Linked DNA regions of Homo sapiens: region 1 is linked to region 2. Evidence: chromatin contacts called from ENCODE Hi-C or POLR2A ChIA-PET data. All regions are on one chromosome and are shown on one strand. The core of a region is the stretch at or near the end of the contact, and the rest is flanking DNA. Distances in the headings are between cores, read along the strand shown. Region 1 has its middle 13 kb from the start of DDIT4-AS1. Region 2 has its middle 29 kb from the start of CHST3.

Evidence for each region. A loop is a pair of places that touch in the nucleus more often than their neighbours do. ChIA-PET counts read pairs that join two places held with the same protein, here RNA polymerase II (POLR2A). Pooled maps may share reads with other maps.
Region 1: a pooled map shows a loop between it and region 2 (2.7-fold over the local background). The contact joins two enhancer-like sites. A Hi-C loop is called at or near these places in 4 of 50 pooled maps. POLR2A ChIA-PET finds 5 or more read pairs at or near these places in 2 of 52 experiments (Panc1 and activated CD4-positive, alpha-beta T cell).

What each region holds. Positions count from the first base shown.
Region 1 is chr10:72,257,234-72,265,048 of GRCh38, forward strand. No RefSeq gene overlaps it. Among named protein-coding and RNA genes, the nearest start is that of DDIT4-AS1, 13 kb to the right of the region's middle. RefSeq lists enhancers at 2,600-2,819, 2,850-2,919, 3,032-3,675, 3,970-4,109, 4,130-4,239 and a silencer at 3,590-3,799. Within about 2 kb of position 2,923, at least 38 of the 41 ENCODE cell types and tissues checked have a DNase peak (open chromatin) inside an H3K27ac peak, as active enhancers do.
Region 2 is chr10:71,931,653-71,939,042 of GRCh38, forward strand. No RefSeq gene overlaps it. Among named protein-coding and RNA genes, the nearest start is that of CHST3, 29 kb to the right of the region's middle. RefSeq lists a silencer at 6,628-6,784. Within about 2 kb of position 2,164, at least 2 of the 41 ENCODE cell types and tissues checked have a DNase peak (open chromatin) inside an H3K27ac peak, as active enhancers do.

The sequences.
Region 1 (7,815 bases), core at 1,673-4,172, 330 kb after region 2:
TGGAACCAGATTCTGGACACTTCCCCTTTATTCTCCTCAAATGTACAAGAAGGGGAATCCCCCTTTCAGTTTTAACTTTCTGTGACAATAATAAGTGCTGGCTGAGTTCAGAGGGAGTAGAGTTCCCCACCGCCTGGGAGGGGTCAGGGAGATTTCTTGCTGATTCCACACTGACCTTGAGTCACATGTGGGCTCCAGTTCCATTCAATTCTGGGTCAAACACTTGTTGAGTATATACTGTATATATCCCAACACTGGGACAGGGGTGTGTGTGGGTGTGTTGGGGGGAATTATAGTGGTGGTGGCAGAGGGTATTTAAAGATTTATATAAGACAGCTGGGTGCGGTGGCTCATGACTGTAATCCCAGCACTTTGGGAGGCTGAGGTAGTTGGATTATTAGGGACCAGGAGCTTGAGACCAGCTTGGCCAACATGGTGAAACCCCTGTCTCTACTAAAAATACAAAAATTAGATGGGCATGGTGGCACGTGCCTGTAATTCCAGCTACTCGGGATGCTGAGACAGGAGAATCACTTGAACCCGGGAGGTGGAAGTTGCGGTGAGTCAAGATTGTGCCACTACACTCAAGCCTCGGTGATAGAGTGAGACTCCATCTCAAAAAAAAAAAAAAAAAAAGACTTACAATACATATATTGGGAGGCCAAGGCAAGAGGATTGCTTGAGACCAGGAGTTCAAGACCAGCCTGGTCAGCATAGTGAGACCCTGTCTCTACCAAACATTTTAAAAATAAAAACAATTTTTTTTTTGTTTTAAGATTTAAAATATGTGCCAGGCTTGGTGGCTCACACCTGTAATCCCAGCACTTTGGGAGGCTGAGGCAGGCAGATCATCTGACATCAGGAGTTCAAGACCAGCCTGGCCAGCATGGTGAAACCCTATCTCTACTAAAAATACAAAAAAATTAGCTGGGCGTGGTGGTGTGTGCCTGTAATCCCAGCTACTCCGGAGGCTGAGGCAGGAGAATCGTTTGAACCCAGGAGGTGGAGTTTGCAGTGAGCCGAGATCCAGCCACTGCACTTCAACCTCAGCATCAAGAGCGAAACTCCGTCTAAAAAAAAAAAAAAAAAAAAAAAAAGATTTGAAATATATGACCTCTGAAAGAGTTTACAATCTGATGGAGCATCAGACCCAGGATAGGATCCTTTCAATATTAGCTACTGGGCTGGGCACGGTGGCTCACGCCTGTAATCCCAGCACTTTGGGAAGCCAAGGTGGGCAAATGACCTGAGGTCAGGAGTTCGAAACCAGCCTGGCCAACATGGTGAAACCCCATCTCTACTAAAAATACAAAAATTAGCTGGGCATGGTGGCGGGTGCCTGTAATCCCAGCTACTCAGGAGGTTGAGGACCAAGAATCACTTGAACCCAGGAGGCGGATGCTGCAGTAAGTCAAGATTGCACCACTGCACTCCAGCCTAGGCGACAAAGTTTGATTCCATCTAAAAAAAAGCTATTGAAGGAGAAGGGAGCAACTCATACTCATGCACAGCTGTGTGATTGAGCACAGGCTTCCAAGGCACCAGGCCTGGCCTGGACTCGCTACCCTGAATTCTCCAGCAGGGGAACAAGAGGGTTCCCAAACCTGTTCAAGGAGGGCTTCTCAAAGGACCTGGAGCTTAACACAAGCTGGGAGTGTGAGCTGTAGCTATAAGGTGGGAAGTGCATTGAAGAAGAGTAATTGGTGTGAAGGTAGGAGCAAGCTGGAAGGGAAGCCACTTGGGACCCCACAGAAATGGCATCTCACCGGGCACAGGGAATCTGGAAAAGGTAAATTATGGCTGGGCACGGTGGCTCATGCCTGCAATCCCAGCACTTTGGCAGACTGAGGCAGACAGATCACTTGAGGCCAGGAGTTTGAGACCAGCCTGGCCAACATGGTGAAACCCATCTCTACTAAAAATACAAAAATTAGCCAGGTGGGTGGCACACACCTGTAATCCCAGCTACTTTGGAGGCTGGGACAGGAGAATCACTTGAACCCAGGAGGTAGAGGTTGCAGTGAGCTGAGATCACACTACTGCACTCCAGCTTGGGGGACAGAGCAAGACCCTGCCTCAAAAAAATAAATTAATTTTTTTTTTTTTTTTAAAAGAGCATGTTAAGGAGTACAGGCATCCGTTTTTCTCAGGGCCAAAGATTTCCTATCCCAGTGGGAGCACCAGATGAGAGAAGAGAAAAATCTGCTGTGACCTCTGCCAGTCTCACTTCCAGGTCTATGTGTCTGTCTTTAGCATGATTAAAATACTGTAAATTATATGCTTATCCTTTGTTGATGTTCTCTTTATGATCCACCTTATGTGGCTGTATATATTTTGCATATCTACATACATATTACTATGCAAAGTTGTATACACAAAGCCATGCATACTGTACTTTATGGAAAATTTAAGAGCGTTTCAGATATAATTAGAACCATATGTGTTTTTCCCCTTCTGGGCTGTGGGTGGGAAATGAATCTAGAGCCTGCCCCCGAGGCTTGCGAGGCTGAACTAAGCAGCCAGACTGGCTCTAAAGGCAATGGGGAGCTATTAAAAGGTTTGGAGAGGGAGGTCCTAGTGAGGCTGAACAGAGGTAAAATAAACAGAAAGTTCCAGGCTCTCCTTGCTTCTACTTAAGAAAAATCAGAGCAGTAAATCCCAAACCAGTTCTGCCCACAACTCAAATGCAGATGAGCATCCCTTGCTCCATCTATGCAGGAAAGCCATAGTGTGGGGCTGTAGGACTATGGAGTCAGCCTCTGCAAGCAACAAGGCTCAGAGGCTGAGGGGCTTCAGGCCCCAGCAAAACCCAGTGATCCTGTTGTCAAATCTGAATGTCATCATCTGCCTCCAGGGCGACCAGCTCTGGATGGGGGTGTCAGGGTCAGGATCCTGTTCCATGTGGCAAGAGCTTGGGGAAGCTGCTGCAGGCCTACTGATGACCTTCTTTCCTGGCCCAGACACTCTTAAAAACTTCCTGGCGAGGGAGGCAACACACCTTATTGTGCAGCCCTCATCGAACGCATCAGCTGCACTAAGTGCTGAAGAAAAGTTCCCATAATAACCATGTGTGATAATAAAAAGATAAAGAGGCAAATAGGTATGTAGGTCAGCTCAAAAATAGCCACCCACCCGCCTGGCCTGGGTAGCCCTTTGTGCCAAGTGGGTAGAAAGGTTTTCCTTGCTTCCCTTCCCAAGCTGATGCCCCCTGCACTTTTCAAGGTTGCCTTAAATACAACTCCTTCCTGCACTAGCTGGGGTAGCCAGGGCAGTAGGGACTGCAGCCCTACAGGGGCAGCCCTGCGCTCCCTCCACCAAATCAATCCTGGGGTCAGAGGGCACAAAGGCTTGGCCTCTCTGACGTGAGTTCTCGGGGCTAAGTCAGGGTTTAGGGTAGTGAGTCACAGACATTCTTTCCCCCATCCCTTAGGGTTTGCGCACACCCAGGAAGCCTTCCCCTCCCCAACAGAGACCGCTTTGTTAGCACGACCCACCCGGTTGGAGAAGAGTTACAGCCTCAGGGGTGTGAGGGCCTCCTCGGCCTCTCCCTCCCTCCCCCTCTCTCCTCTCTAGGGCTCTCACCAGAAAGGCGCCAACCCTGCGCCCTGCCCCCACCCAGCCGCCGGGGCCCCAAATGCTGAGCTCAGCATCTCTGTGGCCTGGCTGCCCTCCTCCCGGGCAGTGGGAGGAGCCTCCTTCCTCCCGAGGGTGGGCGGGGCCAGGGCCAGCCCCGCCCTCCTCCCCGTTCCCCCTCTCCCTCCATCCCCCTCCCGTTCCTCAGTCGCACGTTCTCCAAGTCACGTCCCCCGCTTCCCCTAGTAGGGGGTCGACGGAGATTGGACCCTTCCCCCAGTCAGCTGCTCTGCATCTGTCACCTCGGCGGCAGCGCTCCCTTGAGGTCGCACCTCCGCTGTGGAGGGAGGCGAGAGCGAGCTGAGTGGGGGGTCTTCCCTTCCCCCATCCCGCTGGCCCCAGACAAGCCACCGCAGACCGCGGCGAAATCAGTTAAGCTCTTGCGTGCACCAGTTCCCGGAGCAGAGTCTGAAAGTTTTTGTGTTTCTGTGCGGCTACTTTTAAGTATAAAAAATTCAGCAGTGGCTCCTGGGTGCCTATGTCAGCGTCTGGCCCTTTGTGGATTACGTACGGGACAACTGGGGTGGGGAAGGGCCCCTCTTCACAGGCAGCAATTCCCAGAGTGGCCTTCCTATGGGACCCCAGAGCTCCCAGGGGGAGGATCCCAGAGGGGGATATGGTAACAGAATCACTGTCACTTCTGGGATTGAGGGTGGCAGCTAAAGGGAAACCCCTCGAGTGTCAGTCGGACTTGCCATTTGAGTCAGCACTGCTAGGTGCTGCTGAATTCTGCAGGGGGAGGAAGAACCTGATCAGATAAAACAAGGGCTGACCTAGAGAAAGTCTCTTGGGTCAACATATTCTTAGCGATAACAGAAGATCACTCCAACTGTTCTACACCCCACCCTACAACATTGACCCCCCGCTTTCCAGCATTTACAGTCCCTTTTAGTTTACAACTAAGAGTATGGGTTGCCTGGGATCAGGAAATGAGCCTAGATGTAGAGTCCTGGCTCCAGCCTTGCTGACACTATGTGACTCACTGCACCTATCTGAATCTCAGTTTTCTCACCTGTGCAGTGACATTGATGAGGTCTGTCCTGCCTACAAACTCTACACACATATATTAGTTGTTGTTTTTTAATTTTTAGTAGAGATGGGGTTCTCACAACTTGCCCCAGGCTGGTTTGAACTCCTGGATTCAAGCAATCCTCCCATCTCCACCTCCCAAATGCTGGGATTACAGGTGTGAGCCAGTGTACCAGGCCAGTATTATGCTGGGATTACAGGTGTGAGCCACCATACCAGGCCTTTATTTTTGTTTTGTTGGTTTGTTTCGTTTTTGTTTGAGATAGCGTCTCACTCTATCACCCAGGCTGGAGTGCAGTGGAACGATCTTGGCTCACCGCAACCTCCGCTTCCCGGGTTCAAGTGATTCTCCTGCCTCAGCCTCCCAGGTAGCTGGGATTACAGGTGCATGCCACCAAACCTGGGTAAATTTTGTATTTTTAGTAGAGACAGGGTTTCACTATGTTGGCCATGCTGGTCTCAAACTCCTGGCCTCAAGTGATCCACTCGCCTCAGCTTCCCAAATCATGTGCTGGAATTACAGGTGTGAGCCACTGCCCAGCCTAAGTCTTTTTTTTTTTTTTTTTTTTTTTTGAGACAGAGTCTTGCTTTTTGACCCAGGCTGGAGTGCAGTGGCACAATCTCAGCTCACTGTAACCTCAGCCCCCTGGGCTCAAGTGATTTTCCCACCTCAGCCTCCCAAGAAGCTGGGAATACAGATACACTCTACCATGTCCAGCTAACTTTTTGTCTCTTTAGTAGAGATGGGATTTCACCATGTTGGCCAGGCTGGTCTTGACCTCCTTGACTCAAGTGATCTGCCCACCTTGGCCTCCCAAAGTGCTGAGATTACAGGCATGAGCCACCATGCCCAGCCTCCAGTTGTTATTTTTATTAACAAAGTTATGAAAATCCTTTAGAACATGTGGAAAAAGACAAAAAGTTATAAGGCTGGGTGCAGTGCCTCACACCTGTAATCCCAGCACTTTGGGAGGCCGAGGTGAGCAGATCGCCTGAGGTCAGGAGTTCAAGACCAGCCTGGCCAACATGGTGAAACCCTGTCTTTACTAAAAATACAAATATTAGCCAGGCATGGTGGCGGGCACCTGTAATCCCAGCTACTTAGGAGGCGGAGGCAGGAGAATCGCTTAAATCCAGGAGACAGGTTGCAGTGAGCCACGATCGTGTCCAGCCTGGGCAACACAAGACTCCATCTCAAAATTAAAAAAAAAAAAAGTTATGAAAGCCCTAAAAAATATGGAAGTGTGTTTTTTTGTTTGTTTTGGTTTTTTTGAGACGGAATTTCACACTGTTGCCCAGGCTGGAGTCTAGTGGCGCGATCTAGGCTCACTGCAACCTCTACCTCCCGGGTTCAAGCGATTCTCCTGCCTCAGCCTCCCGAGTAGCTGGGATTACCGGCGCCCGCCAGCACGCACGGCTAACTTTTTCTATTTTTAGTAGAGATGGGGTTTTACTATTTTGGCCAGGCTGGTCTCAAACTCCTGACCTCATGATCCGCCTGCCTTGGCCTCCCAAAGTGCTGGGATTACAGGCGTGAGCCACCGTGCCAGGCCTGTGCAAGTGTTTTTAGAATCCTGAAGCGCTCCATAAGGGTCAATGATCTTTGTGAGGAGGCTGGTGCGGTGGTTCACGCCTGTAATCCCAGCACTTTGGGAGGCTGAAGGGGGCAGATCACCTGAGGTCAAGAGTTTGAGACCAGCCTGGCCAACGTAGTGAAACCCTGTCTCTGTTGAAAATACAAAAATAAACCGGGCGTGGTAGTGCATTCCTGTAATCTCAGCTACTCGGGAGGCTGAGGCAGGTGAATCCCTTGAAGCCGGGAGGCAGAGGTTGCAGTAAGCTGAGATTGCACCACTTGTACTCCAGCCTGGGTGACAGAGTGAGACTCCACCTCAAAAAAAAAAAAAGATCTTTGTGAAGAGATGGCAAATTGCCAGGTGGGCTGGCAGCTTCCATTTCCTGCCAGCCCAGGTGTTCCAGAGAAAGGCTCAGCATGCAGACCTGGGCAGCTGCCTTTTGCCTAGACTTGAGTTTCCCAAGCCTTTGACTATTAAGGCCACTGGAGATAAAATGCACTTCTGAGTGAGGTTAGAGGCATCGCAGAAGGGTGATGAAGGAGACCAAAGCCAGGGAGAAGAAAGTTCCAGAGGATTGAGTGGGGCCTAACTGCCAGGAGAGAGGGAGATCCTGGAACCTCCTAAGGCTCCCTGCCCTGTCAGTTCCTTGTCCATAAAGTGGGGGAGGTTGGGGGCTGGAAGGAGTACTCTCTTAGGACCTGCTTATCTTAACATTAAAAGATTTTAGCCGGGCATGGTAGCTCATGCCTGTAATCCCAGCACTTTGGGAGGCTGAGGCGGGCAGATCACCTGAGGTTGGGAGTTTGAGACCAGGCTGACCAACATGGAGAAACCCCATCTCTACTAAAAATACAAAAAAGTTAGCCAGGTGTGGTGGCACATGCCTGTAATCCCAGCTACTCAGGAGGCTGAGGCAGGAGAATCGCTTGAACCTGGGAGGCGGAGGTTGCGGTGAGCCAAGATTGCGCCATTGCACTCCAGCCTGGGCGACAAGAGCGAAACTCCATCTCAAAAGAAAAGAAAAAAAGAAAGATTTTAAGGTTCATTCTACTGACAGAAGAATCCTGACAGTGAGAAGGCTGACCCTTCTCTCTGCTGATCTAGCTCTACTCACCCCAGCCCTTTGGGAAACGCAGAGGCTAGACAGGTCCTCCTGGTCTCCTTTCTTCTCTAGAAGGAAAAACAACAACAATAGAGTGAGCTCATTTTGCTGTCCAGACAAATGATGAGCCTGGGTTTGGGCTTTCCCAACTGTGGCAGGTCCTGATCATCTCTGTCATCCCCTGTCATATACTCCCTAGGCTGGTGGAAAAACCCCCATCCCTGCTTCCCCCTTTGTTATATGGATATCAACAATATTTCCATATTGTAAACCAATTGGAAGCCCTCAAAAGGCAAAAGCACTGAAATGGCTGAAATGCCTATTTCTACCTTCTCTGGCAGGCCTCCTGCAGAGAGTCCTATGGGCTAGGACTGGGGTTTGGGGGAAAGCAGCTCCATGGAATGTATTATATCTTTCTCCTTTGCTATGATCCTTGTAGAGGTTGAAGAGGTCTTTGAGATTCTCTAGTTCCGT
Region 2 (7,390 bases), core at 914-3,413:
TGGGAAGTTGAGGTGGGAGGATCACTTAAGCCCCAGAAAGTCAAGTCTGCAGTGAGCCATGATCACTCCACTCCACTCCAGCCTGGGCAACAGAGCAAGACTCTGTCTCAAAAAGAAATCCCACAAAACTTTACGTTAAAAAATGTTTACAATCACCTGAGTCTTCAGTGAGTCATATGTTTTTATTGATGGAGGGTCTTGCCTTGATATTGATGGCTGCTGACTGATCAGGGTGGTGGTTGCTGAAGGCTGGGGAGGCTGTGGCAATTTCTTAAAATAAGATAACCGTAAAGTTTGCCATAGTAATTGACTCTTCAGCTCAGGAAAGATTTCTCTGTAGCATGTGATGCTATTTGATAGCATTTTACGCACAGTAGAATTTCTTTAAAAATTGGAGTCAATCCTCTCTAACCCTCCTGCTGCTTTATCAACAGAGTTTATGGAATATTCTGAATCCTTTGTTGTCATTTCAACAATGTTCACAGCATCTTCCCTGGGAGTAGATGCCACCTTAAGAAACCACTTAAGTTGATTTATCCATAGAAGCAGCTCCGCATCCGTCCAAGCTTCATGAGATTGCTGCAATTCAATCCTGTCTTCAGGCTCCGCTTCTAATTCTAGCTCTCTTGCTATTTCCACCAGATCTGCAAGTTTTTTTCCCTCCTGAAGTCTTGAACCCCCTCAGTCATCTATGAGGGTTGGGGTCCATTTCTTCCAAACTCCTCTTCATGTTGATATTTTCACCTCCTCCCATGAATCCTGAACAGCCTTAATGGCATCTAGAATGGTGACTCCTTTCCAGAAAATTTTCAATTTACTTTGCCCAGATCCATCAGAGGAATCACTATCTGTGGCAGCTATAGCCTTATGAAATGCATTACTTAAGGAGAAGAAGGCTTGAAAGTTGAAATTACTCCTTGATCCATGGGCCACAGAATGGATGTTGTGTTTGCAGGCATGGAAACAACATTCATCTCCTTGTACATCTCCATCAGAGCCCATGGGTGACTAGATGCATTGTCAGTAAGCAGTGATATTTTGAAAAAAAATATTTTTTCTGAGCAGTAGGTCTCAACAGTTGGCTGAAAATATTCAATGAACAGATAAGCTGTTGTGCAAGTTTTTTTTTTATAGAGCACAGGCAGAGTGAACCTAGCATAATTCTTTTTTTTTCCCCACTTCAATAATAATCTGATATAGTCTAGATTTAGTTTTTTTTTTTTTTTTTTTTTTTTTTTTTTGAGGCAGAGTCTCACTCTGTCGCCCAGGCTGGAGTGCAATGGTGCAATCTCGGCTCACTGTAACCTCCGCCTCCCAGGTTCAAGCAATTCTCCTGCCTTAGCCTCCCAAGTAGCTGGGATTACAGGCGCCCACCACCGCACCTGGCTAATTTTTGTATTTTTAGTAGAGATGGGGTTTCACCATGTTGGCCAGGCTGGTTTTGAACTCCTGACCTCAGGTGATCCAACCGCCTCAGCTTCTCAAAGTGCTGGGATTACAGGCGTGAGCCACCGCACCCAGCTGATTTAGCATAATTTTTAAGGGCTCTAGGACTTTTGGAATGGTCAATGAGCATTGGCTTTAACTTAAAGTCACCAGCTTCCCCTAACAACTTAAAGTCACCTGCTGCCCCTAACAAGAGAGTCAGCCTGTCGCTTGAAGCTTTGAAGCCAGGCACTGACTTCTCCTCTCTAGCTGTGAAAGTCCTAGATGGCCTCTTCTTCCCACGTAAGGCTGTGTCGTCTCCATTAAAACACCTGTTGTTTAGTGTAGCCACCTTCATCAATGACCTTAGCTGGATCTTCTGAATAACTTTCTGCAGGTTTTATGTTATGTATATGACATATTTCCTTAAACCCCATGAACCCACTTCTGCCAGCTTCCAACTTTTCTGCAGCTTCCTCGTCTCTCTCAGCCTTCATAGAATTGAAGATAGTTGGGGCCTTGCTCTGCATTAGGCTTTGGCTTAAGGGAATGTTATGGCTGGCTTGATCTTCTGTCTATACCACTCAGAAACTTTCTCCATATCAGCAAGACTGTTGTGCTTTCTTATCATTTGTGTGTTCACTGGAGCAGCTCTTTTGATTTCCTTCAAGAAATTTTCCTTTGCCTTCACAACTTGACTGTTTGGTGCAAGAAGCCTTTGTAACTGCTGTGGTTTTTCCCCACCCACCTGCACCTTAAGCTTGTGGGTTTAACCCGTCACCTAGTTTTGTTGTGGATATGATCTGTAGATCTGGGGTTTTTAAAATCCTACTTTTGTTTTCATTTGGGGTGTATTATTCTACTAGGTCTGCCATAACAGACTTACACAATGGCAACTTATTTTCTGGAGGCTGGAAGTCCAACATCAGGTGCCATTAGTTTGGTTCCTGGTGAGGCCTCTCTTCCAGCTTATAGACAGCCACCTTCTTGCTGTGTTCTCACATAGACTTTCCTCTGTGCAGGTGCAGAGAAAGGAAGATATCTGGTGTATGCTGTGTCTTCTTCTTATGAGGACACCAGTCCTATTGGATTAGGGCCCCACCCTTATGGCCTCAGTTAATTGTAATTTAGACCTTTAAATCTCCATAAAGGTCTATCTTGTTTCATTTGTGCTGCTGTAAGAAAAAAACAAGAACAAAAACACCCAAGACTATTTCCCTCCACTGGCAATGAGAAAAAGAAAAAGAAAAAAAAACAGCTAAGACTAGTTTTTTTTATTAATTTATTTTTATTTCAATAGGTTTTTGGGGAACAGGTGGTGTTTGGTTGCATGGATAAGTCCTTTTTTTTTTTTTTTTTTTTTGAGACAGAGTCTCGCTCTGTTGCCTGGCGGGAGTGCAGTGCAGCGATCTCCACTCACTGCAACCTCTGCCTCCTAGGTTCAAGCAATTCTCATGCCTCAGCCTCCTGAATAGCTGGGACTACAGGTGCATGCCACCACGCCCAACTAATTTTTGTATTTTTAGTAGAGATGGGGTTTCACCACGTTGGCCAGGATGGTCTCGATCTCTTGACCTCGTGATCCACCCCCCTCGGCCTCCCAAAGTGCTGGGATTACAGGTGTGAGCCTCTGTGCCCAGCCCCAGATAAGTTCTTTAGTGGTGATTTCTGAGATTTTGGTGCACCCATTACCCAAGCAGTGTACACTGTACCCAATGTGTAGCGTTTTTTGTTGTTGTTGTTTCTTCCTGAGACAGAGTCTCGCTCTGTCGCCCAGGCTGGAGTACAGGGGCACAATCTCAGCTCACTGCAAGCTCCACCTCCCAGGTTCAAGCCATTCTTCTGCCTCAGCCTCCCGAGTAGCTAGGATCACAGGCATGTGCCACCACGACCAGCTAATTTCTTTTGTATTTTTAGTAGAGATGGGGCTTCACCATGTTAGCCAGGATGGCCCAATGTGTAGTCTTTTATCTCTCACCCCACTTCCATCCTTCCCCACCACCCGCCAAGTTTTCAAAGTCCATTGTATCATTCTTATGCCTTTGCGTCCTCATAGCTTAGCTCCCACTTATGAGTGAGAATATATGATGTTTGGTTTTCCATACCTGAGTTACTTCAGTTAGAATAATAGTCTCCAACTCTATCCAGGTTTTTGCAAATGCCATTATTTCATTCTTTTTCATGGCTGAGTTATACGTGTGTGTATATATATATGTGTGTGTGTGTGTATATGTGTGTGTGTGTGTGTATATATATATATTTCAACATATATATACCACATTTTCTTTATCCACTTATTGATTGATGGGCATTTGGGCTGGTTTCATATTTTTGTTATTATTGTTGTTCGTGACCAAGCAGAAGTTTTGATTTTTATGTAGCTTGAATTGATCCATCTTTTTCGTTCTTTCTTTTCTTTTTTTTTTTTTTTTGTTTGTTTGTTTGTTTAGTAGAGATGAGGTCTTGCTATGTTGCCCAGGCTAGTCTCAAACCCCTGAGCTCAAGCAATCCCCTCACCAATGCCAAAGTGCTGGGATTACAGGCATGAGCCACTGCACATGGCCCTGGTGCCATATTTTTGTAATTTCAAATTGTGCTGCTATCATAATATACAATATAAACATGCATGTGCAAGCATCTTTTTCATATGACTTCTTTTCCTCTGGGTAGATACCCAGTAGTGGGATTCCTGGATCAAATGGTAGATCTACTTTTAGTTCTTTAAGGAATCTTCACACTGTTTTCCATAGTGGTTGTACTAGTTTACATTCCCACCAGCAGTGTAAAAGTGTTCCCTTTTCACCACATCCACACCGACATCAATTATTTTCTTATTTTAAAAATTATGGCTGTTCTTGCAGGAGTAAGGTGATATTGTCACATTGTGGTTTTGATTTGCATTTTCCTGATAATTAGTGATGTTGAGCATTTTTTCCTATGTTTGTTGGCCATTTGTATATCTTCTTTTGAGGATTATCTATACATGTCCTTAGCCCACTTTTTGATGGGAATATTTGTTTTTTTTTCTTGCTAATTTGTTTGAGTTCCTTATAGATTCTGGACACTAGTCCTTTGCCGGATGCATAGTTTGCAAAGATTTTCTCCCATTCTGTGGGTGAGACTAAGTAATTTATAAAGAATAGCAATTTTTTTTCTCACAGTTCTAAAGGTTGAGTAGTCCAAGATTGAGGCACCAGTAAATCTGGTGTCTGGTGTAGGCCCGGTGTATGCTTTCAAGATGGTGCCTCTTGCTGTGTCCTCACATGGTGGAGCAGATGGAAGGGCCAGGAAGCTTTCTGAAGCCTCTTTTATAAGGGTGTTAATCTTATTTATGAGGGTGGAGCCCTCTTGGCCTAATCACCTCCCAAAGGCCAGACCTCTTCATATCATTCCTTTGTTTTGGGTTTTTGTTTTTTTTTTTTTTTTGGTTTGTTTGTTTGTTTGAGACAGAGTCTTGCTCTGTGGCCCAGGCTGGAGTGCAATGGTGCCATCTCGGCTCTCTGCAAACTCCACCCCCCAGGTTCAAGCCATTCTCATGCCTCAGCCTCCTGAGTAGCTGAAACTACAGGAGCACCACCACGCCCAGCTAATTTTTGTATTTTTAGTAGAGACAGGATTTCACCATATTGGCCAGGCTGGTCTTGAACTCCTGACCTCAAACCATCCACCACCTTGGCCTCCCAAAGTGCTGGATTACAGATGTGAGCCACCGCGTCTGGCCCATATCATTATTTTGGGGGTTAAATTCCAACATAAATTTTGGAGACACACATATATTCAAAACCATAGCAGTAGGCCTTTTCTCCAAATATAGTCTCTCTGGGAGTTAAGGCTTCAACATATGAATTGGAGGTGGGGGGCACAATTGAGTCCATCACAGGGGGAATATGGAGAAAGGCAAAAACTACATTCTGCTATCTTTCATCTTCCCAGAATAAGATAGGCTCTGGAGACAGCCCACACAGGTCAGCTACCCAGGACGTGGAGCAAAGTGGAGCAATTACGGTGCTATGGTTGAATGTTTGTCCTCTCCAAAACTCATGTTTAAATTTAATCCCCAAAGTGACAGTACTGAGAGGCCTTTAAGAGGTGATTGGGTCATGAGGTCTCCGCCCATTAATGGATTAATGGATGAATGGACTAATGAGTTATCATGGATGTGGGATGGTGGCTTTATAAGAAGAAAAGAGATCTGAGCCAGCACACTCAGCCTCTTTGCTGTGTGATGCCCTGCACCACCTCAAGACTGAAGGGAGTCTCTGCTAGCAAAAAGGCCCTCACCAAATGCAGCCCCTCACCTTGGACTTCTCAGCCTCCATAACCGTAAAAAATAAATTTCTTTTCTTTACGAATTATCCAGTTTCAGGTATTATGCTACGAGCAACAGAAATGGAGTAGGACATGAGAAGAGATCAGGGGGATAAAGGAAGACGTCCAGAGCATTAGAAAGCCCCCCGTGGCTGGGTCCTGCCAACCTCTGCCTCTCTTCTCCTCATGCCTACTCCCTCCCCCTGCATGTTCCAGTGACAGAAAACTGCTTCTCATTTTCCCTGCACATACCACCCTGCTCCTGGCCTCCTGCCTTGGCTCACACAGTCTTCAAGGCCTGTAATGCCCTTCCTCCCTCCCCTACCCACTTCTCTCCATTTCAACTAAGAGCTTGTCCTTATTTTACCCTTTTGCACTTATACCTTAGGCATCTCCTTCTCTAGAAAGTCTTTCTAGATGTCCAGATGGCTGCAGGGACTTGCCTGCATGCACATGTATATATATGCATTCATGTGCACACACACACTCCCATGCCACCCACCTATGCCTCCTCATTGCACTTGCCTTATTGCATTGTAATTGTTGCTTTATGAATCCCCCCACTAGACTGTAAGCTCTCTGAGTACAAGCAAAGCTTGTGCCTCATCACTTGGAGCAGACTGGATCATTGCTCTCAATTTTTCACTCCCTTCCTGACTTATCATCATTAATTATCCAGCTATGCCATATCATGGCTTCACAGTGGGCAGAATACACATCTCTGCCTCAGTGACTTTAGATTTGGGTATGGGATTTGCTTTGGCCAATGATATAAGCAGAAGTCTTCATTGTGCCAGTGTGGTTTGGCCCATCTCCTGTATTCATACTCCTGTGATCTCTCTTGAGAAGAACATATCCCAGGGTAGCCACTGGGCCAAGTAGAGTGTGGAGATATGAGTAGACTTGAACTCAACCTAAAGCCTGGTCCTAGCGCCAGCCAACTCCTGGTCTGCAACAGAAGCCTGCAGACCCACTGACCTGTGAATGAGGAAAATAAATATTTGGTGTTGTAAACCACCAAGATTTGGAGGATGTTTGTTACATGGCATCATGGCAGCAATAGCTGACTAAGACATCATTCATCCTTGTGTTCCCAAGCAGAGTCCTGGCCCAAAAGATATTCACTGAAATAAAGAAGCAAATATGTTCATTAATCCAAAACATGTAGCATGAGTGTGCTCACAGGTCCTCTGCTACCTCTTCTTTTCAAGCAGATAGTAATGGCTTTTTTCACAGAGTTGATGTGAAAGAGCTCCTGGCACTTTGTGCTAAGTCAGTGACATTTTCCTTCCTCTCCACCCCTTGATTTCTTTAAATGAGCTCCTAGGCTAAAGATATTAGAGGCAAAGGAAGTACTCTAGGCTACTGAACCTCTGAACCCTCTGACCTCTGTCTGGGGGGAGCCTCTTTGTGTTCTTCCTCTCCCTCCTCCTCTTTTGCCCCTAGGATTCCTCCCTGAGTCACTGCCTAACTGGCTTTTCCTGGCCTAGAAAAGAGGATTTGCCCTAGATCCTGATATGGCTCAGCAACTTCCTGCCTTAAGAGGATGGGCAGCTTACATTTCTCCCTCTTGCAAGCTAGCCGATACAAGAAGTCTGTCTCCTCTGAAACCACCATGTTGTGAGGAAACCCAAGGTAGTCACATAGCTTGAGCCAT